2 separate regions of the Homo sapiens genome follow, and region 1 is linked to region 2. Evidence: chromatin loops called from intact Hi-C (ENCODE). Cell type or tissue: endothelial cell of umbilical vein. All regions are shown on one strand. Links, peaks and the distances in the headings refer to the core of each region. The heading gives the core; the rest is flanking DNA. Region 1 overlaps DISC1 (DISC1 scaffold protein). Region 2 overlaps DISC1 (DISC1 scaffold protein).

What was found. Hi-C counts contacts between places; a loop is a spot of excess contacts. Peaks named below come from ENCODE experiments on the same cell type or tissue, not always from the same donor. Only the 100,000 strongest peaks of a DNase experiment are listed, where the experiment ranks them.
Region 1: it touches region 2 in a loop (2.6-fold over the local background); 3 of 110 quality-filtered maps call a loop at or near these places.

Annotation. Positions count from the first base shown.
Region 1 is chr1:231,860,576-231,864,969 of GRCh38, forward strand. The region is part of intron 9 of DISC1 (DISC1 scaffold protein); the gene reads left to right. All of the region lies in intron 12 of TSNAX-DISC1 (TSNAX-DISC1 readthrough (NMD candidate)), which reads left to right. Among named protein-coding and RNA genes, the nearest start is that of DISC2, 44 kb to the left of the region's middle. In endothelial cell of umbilical vein, for the core only: no CTCF peak of the experiment used is centred there; no DNase peak of the experiment used is centred there.
Region 2 is chr1:231,811,645-231,816,038 of GRCh38, forward strand. The region is part of intron 8 of DISC1 (DISC1 scaffold protein); the gene reads left to right. The region is part of intron 11 of TSNAX-DISC1 (TSNAX-DISC1 readthrough (NMD candidate)); the gene reads left to right. It overlaps DISC2 (disrupted in schizophrenia 2), which reads right to left. Exons shown (of 1, transcript NR_002227.2): 1 at 2,982-4,394. It overlaps LOC105373170 (a long non-coding RNA gene), which reads right to left. Exons shown (of 4, transcript XR_949268.4): 3 at 1-2,647. Among named protein-coding and RNA genes, the nearest start is that of DISC2, 4.7 kb to the right of the region's middle. In endothelial cell of umbilical vein, for the core only: no CTCF peak of the experiment used is centred there; DNase peaks (open chromatin) are centred at 2,577 and 2,997; H3K27ac peaks cover 1,409 bases.

The DNA of each region.
Region 1 (4,394 bases), core at 207-4,206, 49 kb after region 2:
ATATGAAAAGCCCACGTTTTCAGGAAAGAATTTAAGAAAATAAAGGGCCAACATTTTTTCCCTCCTGGCTCCATGTCATAATATTTTTGCCGGCTGCAGAGTCTATTCTTTTCTATCTTCAGACTTATCACTATCAAGCATTTTCCATTCCCCACAATTCTCATTTTTTGTTATCTTTTTGCACTTGCAAAAACTGAAATTTGGCTTGAATGAGACACATTTCCCTACCCTTTATCTCTCACTGATTCATTCCTTGAATTGGGACAAATCTTTCTAATCTAAGCCAGTTTCATCCTCTTGCAATACAGTAACCTGTGTCAGCAGAGTCCTGTGTGGGATGAGTTTGGCAGAATTGCAGACTGCATTTTTGGACCTAGCAGTTGAAGATGATTCTGTCCCTCATCAATTTTTTTCCGCAAGGGCACTTTTGCCTTCAAATGGTATTGTGTTTTTCTATTTCCTTTATCTAAAGAAAGTCTTCAACTTAGTTTTGTTCTGTTCCTGTGAATGTCGGCACAGGAAAGTCCTTGAAGAACATGAGAAACAGGAGCTTCATCTGGGCTCTGTGATGGTGCCGTTGTATGAATTGAAATCCATCAGGGTGGGACTGGTTATCTGTCTAACAAAGATGCAATGAGACATGATTGAGAGTGTGCTTCGGGTGGAGTGTTTCTTACATTTTGAGGTTAAAAGCCTTTTCTGTCATTGTTTTTATTATTTATTTATTTATTTTTATTAGAGATGGGGTCTTGCTACATTGACCAGGCTAGTCTTGAACTCCTAGCCTCAAGCAATCCTCCCCCACCTTGGCCTCCCAACGTGCTGAGATTACAGGAGTGAGCCACCGCACCCAGACTCTGTCATTGATTTTGACAAGTTTTTTTTTTTTTTTTTTTTTTTTTGGTTGTTGTGGTTTTGGAAGTTTTTTCTCAGAAAGGACATACTTGACTGAATTTTTCTCAGAGCCTAATTATTATTTAGTTATTTGTATTTATTTCTTTTTGATTTCACTACAGTAGCCACTATATCTTGAGTAAATTTAGCTTTTAACTTGCTTTATGTTTTGGTAGATCTTAGTGATTATGCAATTTGATGATGCCATTCAATATCAAGGTCAGACCACAGCATGTACAAGAGGTTGCTGTCACGTGATAGTTTTCCATTTTCATCTCTTAGTATGCTCTCTTATTTCTTGCTTTGCTCATTCAATGAATGTTTTAAGAGTCTGATTGAGATATTACCTCATAGTAGATTACTTTCCCATTAATGTTTGCTCACTCATCTGTAGGCCTAGGAAGCTTTATATCTATTTACAACAGCGACTAGGACCAATAGTGTGCTGTTAAATGCTTAGGAACCAGTTCTCCAGGAAAAAAAAGTCCTGATTGGCAACGTCTGGCCATTTCCATAGTGTAAATCTCCCACTGTGGCTGATTTCCAGCTATTTCTGGTTTAACAAGTGGCTCACAAAATTCTTGAAAGTTTATCAACTGGCTTTCACCAGGAGGATGGCTCCAGCACCCACCACACCTGACAACAGTTATATTACTTTACGGATGATAAAAAGCTTTATCATCGTTTTATTTCATTTCTGATTTACAAAACAACCCTGTAGAGTAGGTGGTGTTATACATGAGGCATCTGAGACTCAGAGGCCTAAGTGGCTGGAAGTAGCTCCAGCAGCTATTATTAGGCAGAGCAGAGACGGAATGCTGCCTCTGAGCTGAGCATTCTTGGTGTTCTCATCACTCATGGCAACTGTTTCCCATTGTGAGGATTCCCTTAGTGGTGTCATATTTGGACTCCAAAGAAGTATACTCAAGAAATGACTACTTCGATGGTTTTAGCAGATAATTTTTAGTTATTTGAGGATAAGAATAATAGTCTGCTTATGAAAGAACTTGGTAAATTTTTTTCTTCTGGTTTTCAGACACCATTTCTGTCTTAAAATGAAGTATCTGGTGTATGATTGCTTTGTAATATTTTGTTACTTAAGGGTGGTATCCAGACAACCCTTAGTTAATGTTATAGAATCAGAACTAGAAAGACCTCTTCATTCTTCACTTAGAGAGGATTTAAGTGTCTCTGGCCATTTATTGGGTTAATAATGGTGACTTCAGGTGACCCAGGAAACATCTGGATATCTTTGCTGCACTTGGAAAGACATTTAGTTTGGTAATATTTTCAAATCATGTGATCATTTCAAAATGACTTGCACCATGGAGTGATGATGTGATGCTGGCAGCAGCTGCTGTTTGCTGGAGATTTCGTGTGTCAGGCACAGTTGGGAATACTTTATGAATATTAGTTTATTTCTCACCTTGAAGGTAGACATTGTTCTCAGTTTGTTGAAATCGAGGCTCATGTAAGTAAAAAATGCCCACATTCATAGCAAATAAGTGACAGAGTTAGTCTCTGACTCTGCAAAGGACTTATATGGCTTTTGTATAATAAAGTCGGTCACCCCATTTTGGTAATAAAAGGGATAATAAAAGACCAACATGTCTTCATTAGCTTGCAGATAAGCTCCAAGTTTCAGCACGTGCATAGTTTGTAATGCCTTCACAGGGTCTGCAGGCTCATTGCCATGAAAATATAGAACTAACAAGAATTTAGTTTTGATTGACATAGTTTATAAAATGTTCTTTTTTTTTTTTTTTTTTTTTTTTTTTTTTTTGAGACAGGGTCTCTGTCGCCCGGGATGGAGTGCTGTGGTGCGATCTTGGCTCACTGCGGTCTCTGCCTCCCAGGTTTAAGCAATTTTCCCACCTCAGCCTCCACAGTTGCTGGGACTGCAGGTACCCGCCACCATGCCTGGCTAATTTTTGTACTTTTAGTAGAGAAGGGGTTTCACCATGTTGGCCAGGCTGGTCTTGAACTCCTGGCCTCAAGCAATTTCCTTGCCTTGGCCTCCCAAAGTGCTGGGATTACATGCGTGAGCCACCGCGCCTGGCCTAAAACATTCTTTTAACAAAAGCATAGCTTTATGTTGAATTCAGGTAGATTCGAACCATTGCTTTTAATAACACAATATGGGTTCTTTCAGACTCTTGGGGTAGATTGAACTTCTCATAAAACTGTCATGGGACAGATTGCAACTTCTTTCCAATATCAGAATCTCTAGGTGAGTTCATCCATTTCTTTGCCCTGGGCTTTTTAAGAAAGTAGGGCAATGAGTCCCTGGTTTCTCATCTCCGTAAGAATGAAAGGATGCTGGAGCCAAGGTCTAGTCTACTGCCAGTTTCTCCAGGAACAATGTGGAGGAAAAGGACCAGTGTAGATCAGAAGTCCATGAGCGGAAACTCAGAATCAAAGCGGTTATTCAATTCTTCTTTTCTTGGAGGAAATCACTGTGTCGCCTGAAGAGAAAAATGCCCTTTGCTCTTGCACTGGGGAGTTCTGTTTAGTGCCTTTCCACACAAAAGGGCTGTACTGGCTGGTACTATAGACTTTTTTTATGAAGATCTTTTTCATAAATCCTTTTGCAGAGTATAGCCAGGTAGCAGTATATGAACATTGGAAGTGAAACAGTTTTCGTCACACAAAATTAACAATAAAAACACATGCAACTCATCATTTATAAAACGATACTTGCAATTTTTCATTATTCTCATTTCTGAGGGCAAATTTTCAGATGAAAACAGAAAGGAATTTTAGAAGTTTTCATTTTTTTTTCCTACATCAGGCTTCCCTATATGTCGTCTGTATAACAAGCACCTTGATCTTTCATTCAGTTATAAGAGGCTCATAAGCGTTGCCTCTGTTTTCTATATATTGGTAGTGTCATTAGAAAACCTGAGGGGGTGGGCCGGGCGCAGTGGCTCACGCCTGTAATCCCAGCACTTTGGGAGGCCGAGGTGGGCAGATCACGAGGTCAGGAGATTGAGACCATCCTGGCTAACACAGTGAAACCCCGTCTCTATTAAAAATACAAAAAATTAGCTGGGTGTGGTGGTGGGCGCCTGTAATCCCAGCTACGCAGGACGCTGAGGCAGGAGAATGACATGAACCCGGGAGGCAGAGCTTGCAGTGAGCCAAGATCGCACCACTGCACTCCAGCCTGGGTGACAGGGAGACTCGTCTCAAAAACAAAATAAAACAACAACAACAACAAAAAAATCTGAGGAGGTGGACACCATTTTTTGGTACTGAACGACGTGATGACCGTTTAAAAAGAAAGGTAGATGTTAAGAAGGCTTCCTTATACAAAAATTCTTGTATATTGTTCCTTCCAATTTTATTTTTGTTTTGATATATAAAATCCTATGTTAAATCTCTCATCCTGAATATCAGATTACTCCAGAAGGAGAAAGTAGCAGTCTAATTATTTTATTTGGTTGCATGGTAGTCTTAGTACAATTAAATCTCCTTTGAAAGTTTCTCAGTTATGTAGT
Region 2 (4,394 bases), core at 96-4,095:
TACCCCAGGTGAGAGGCCTGAGGATTGGGCAGGTGAAAGGGACCATGTGGGCACAGGATTCATCCCCCTCACCATGTGCTTTCTCACTTTAGTGATGATTTCTACCCAGGTGTTGACTAAGTCACTTATTGACATGAGATCAGAAGAAACAAGTTCAAGTTCAGCAATCTCGCATGGGATCTTAGAACTCTGAAACTCTGTGACCTTCACAAGGTTACCTCTGGGTCTAGATTTTTTAACTGGAAATCAAGGACAATCATTAAGAGACTCCCCTTCCTGGATTGTTGGGAAGATTAAATGATACAATCCAAGTAATGAGAGCATTGTAGTCTCTAAAATTGGATTCTCAAATAATGACCTCAGGTGAAGGAAGAACTGTTCAAAATGCCCCAGGTGCTATGAAGTACAGAGGGCAGGTATTTTTTTTAAGGGATGGGGTCTTGCTCTGTTGCTCAGGCTACAGTGCAGTGGTATGATCATGACTCACTGCCACCTCAAGCTCCTGGGCTCAAGTGATCTTCTCACCTCAGCCTCCCAAGTAGCTAGGACTAAAGGTGCATACCACCATGCCTGGCTAATTTTTTAATTTTTTTGTAGAGATGGGGGTCTTGCTATGTTGCCCAGGCTGGTCTCCAACTCCTCAAGCAACCTTCCCATCTTGGCTTGCCAAAGTGCTGGGCTTACAGGTATGAGCCACCACACCTGGCTGATATTTGAATTCAGAGATGCTGAGGATAAGTAATGTTGGAACAGAGTGGGTAAAGTCAGCTTCAGCATAAATTGTGTTTATTTAATTTAAACACAATTTAAATTTTGTGTTTTGGCTATCTCAGGAAGTCATGGTGACTGGAAGAAATGCACAACCCTGACAGAAAATGGCAAATTCTAGCTGAATTTTAAATTGTGTTATTTGCGGAATAAAATATGTGGACAAGTGCTTTAAAAAACCTATGAGAATACCCAGGTTTCATTCCCTTGTTGAAGAGCAGGCGGGCACAGGCATATTGGGATGCCATAGGTGGCATATTCTTCTCCACACACATCCTCCTTGGCATTTAGAAAGGGCCTGTGAAAGTTATGAAGATTCAGGTCACAGATCTCTGATGGGACTTTCTTCAGGTATCAGCATTGACTTTCCAAATTTTCATCACTGAGCTCCTGACCAATTTCAGCAGTCAGAGAGGTCTGCATCAAGCAAGGTCTTGGTCTAAGCCTCATGGGATTAGATCTGAGGTCAAAATGCCTATAAAGTATTGATCAAGGGCATTGTAGCATTTTCTCATGGCTTGGGTCTTGATATGAATGGTCTCTTTGGGAATTCACACTCACTCTGCTCTTTTAAAATGTTCACTTTTATCACTGTGCATTTTCCCAAGCCTTATCCCTCAGGATCAAAGAAAGGGCCTAGGCTTTAATTAATGATCTCTCCTATGTTTTACCAAGGGCACTGGTCTCTCGAGCTTGCAGTGGGTTGCAAGGGATTAGAGGGTGTATTTGCAGCAAAACTTCTGTACCGGCACTCGCTCTGTATATATAGTCTCTTCCAATCTGCTTTTAGAGATCTTTTCTTTCTGACTGTTTGCAGGAGGACATGGCACGCTGTGGCATATTCTGCCTGATGTCTCTGGAGGCATAGTTGGTGCCCATCCCACTTTTTATTAACTCTCTTGGTTGAAAACACAGCCCAGAAGACATGTTGGGACTTCATAAGCACAGCCTAAGGAGGAACATTGGAAGGTACAACATTGTACATGTGGCCACCCTGCCCCAACGCAGTCACACCTCTGTGCTGGTCCTCCTGCGAGCTCCCCAGAGCATGGGGTCCCTTGAGGTTCTTTGTGGCATGCGGTAGGGGGCTCGATCCTCAGCTTCCTTGACTTGGCCATTGTTCAGGATGGAAATTACCGATCCGGGAAAAGTTTTATTTGAGGTTACTGTTTACAGCTTGAAGCTCATGGAAGTGCAGTCTGCTCTCCTGTGGACTTTGTGGGTTTTTCCTAAATGGGTCCAACCCATCAGCTTGGCATTTGGGGCACTATTGTTTTGAAGCAACTTCCTTGTGAGTTTAGTCTCACCTCCTACCCCTTGCCCATTGCTCTCTAACCTGGGTTCCTGTTTCTTCTTTTGGGACTCTTATATTCTTCCCTCCTGAAATCTGCCTCAGTCTCTCCTTCTGGAATAATCTCTCTTCTCCTCTGACCTCTCCTAGTATTTGTTTTTTCTTTGGAAGGCACCTTATCCCCTTTATTTTATGGTAACTTCCTGGAGAGCAGGAGCAGTACTTGTTCTCTTTTGTGCTTGTCATGTTGCTTAAAACACATGAGTGTTTTAAGCAGTGAGAGACAAACACATGAGTCTCAATAGGGTCTTTATCCAATCATGGCATTGGAAACTATGGACTTCAGTGACAGATGTTATGTGCTAGGTTTCAGAATGCCTTTAAGGTGGGAAAACATTTTGTATCATTTTCAACATTTGTATCAGTTTGAAATCTGCCTGCTAAGTAACAATAAAAAAGTTAGCAACATAATTTATGTTTAAAAGGAAGTGTTCTGGGGTGATGTTCGAGTTGGAAACTTGCCCTATGCTTTACTGCATTGTGATCTTCAGCAAGATATTTTAGTTCTCCAGATTTCCGCTTTCCCAGCTGTAAAAGGAGACAACAATATGAATTTCAGTGAACATAAAAAGCACCCATTATTTTATACATTGCAAAGAAAGAAAAATTGCTGTCAATTAAGCAGTAACAGTGCTTTCTATGGTTTAGAATTTTTATCTTATACTTAACTGATATAGCTCTTTTAGATGTATTTAGGCTTTTGAAAAATCACATATCACTCATTAAAAAGGAAAATAAATTGGTTAAGGTTTTCCTTGGCATCTTCTTCTTCATTCTGAGTCTTCCGAAACACATTTGGACTCAATGTTGTCGAGGTTTGTGTTTCCCCACACGTCATCATCCTGTGAACCATTGAAGTTGATGGGAGGCAACTTTTTCTCCCCCAAGAATAAAGAGTTTTCTGTAGGATTGTCTGCCAAACTGCTAACACCTTTCTTCAAGTTTTGAATGCTGGTGCTTTCCCAGTCTTACAAATCCACATCAACACAAGATTTTCAGGCAACAGCCAGTACGCAGATGGTCCTAAAATAGTTTGTACATTGAAACACCAGGGGGTTGCAGATGGTCAGCCAGGCCAGGGAAAATAATCCAGTTATAACCACTGCATCCTGACCACTTCCTGGCTGATGGTGATTGTAGGACACATCCCTGTTTCAGAGATGTTAAAATGTAAAATAATAATAATAATAATAATAATAATAATAATAATAATAATATAAGATATAACCTGTTTCCTAAAGTTGTGATGACATTTAAAGGTGAGAAAGTTTGTAGCTATTATTGTGATTATGGTTACTATAAATTCTGAGAAAACACAGTGGGGTTTTCTAATTAACACTAACTAATTTATGGGACACTCATTAATGTTATATATTTATTTATTGTTCAATGTTCATGCTTAAAAATTTCTTAATTTTTCCTCTTTTTAATTGAGGTATGGTTTATATTCAGTGGAATGCACAGGTCTTAAGTGTTTACAGTTCTTGAATTTTGACACCTGTGTTACGAACAGCCCTACCAAGAGATAGAACAGTCTCATCACTCAAGAAACAACACCCTATCTTGTCCCAGTCATCATCGTCCCTCCTCTGTTCTGATATCTTCTACCATGGATTAATTTTGGCTGTTCTAGAACTTAATGGAATCATGTGGCACTACTCTTTTGCATCTTTTCTAAAGACATGTACATGTTGGCTGGGCGCGGTGGCTCACGCCTGTAATCCCAGCACTTTGGAAGGCTGAGGTGGGTGGATCACGAGGTCAGGAGTTTGAGAACAGTCTGGCCAACATGGTGAAACCCCGGCTCTACTAAAAAATACAAAAATTAACTGGGCGTGGTGGTGGGCACTTGTAATCCTAGCTACTTGGGAGGCTGAGGCAGGAGAATAGTTTCAAACTGGAAGGTGGAGGTTGCAGTGAGCTGAGATCGTACCACTGCACTCCAGCCTGGGCAACAAGAACAAAACTCTGTCTCAAAAAAAAAAAAAAGAAAGAAAGAAAAAGACACATACATGTTGCTGCATGTATGACGAGTTTGTTTCTTTTTATTGCTGAGTAGTCTTTCATTGCATAGCTATAGTATTATTTTTGCATCTTCCTGCTGATGGATATTTAGGTTGCTTCCAGTATGGGGCTGGCTCTCAGGCATAAGACACTGTGACCATTTATTTGAGTGCAAATATTTTTGATGACATGTTTTCATTTCTTTTGTGTAAATGCCTGGAAGTAGAATTGTTGGATTAAAGGGTAGGTATACATTGAACTTTATGAGAAA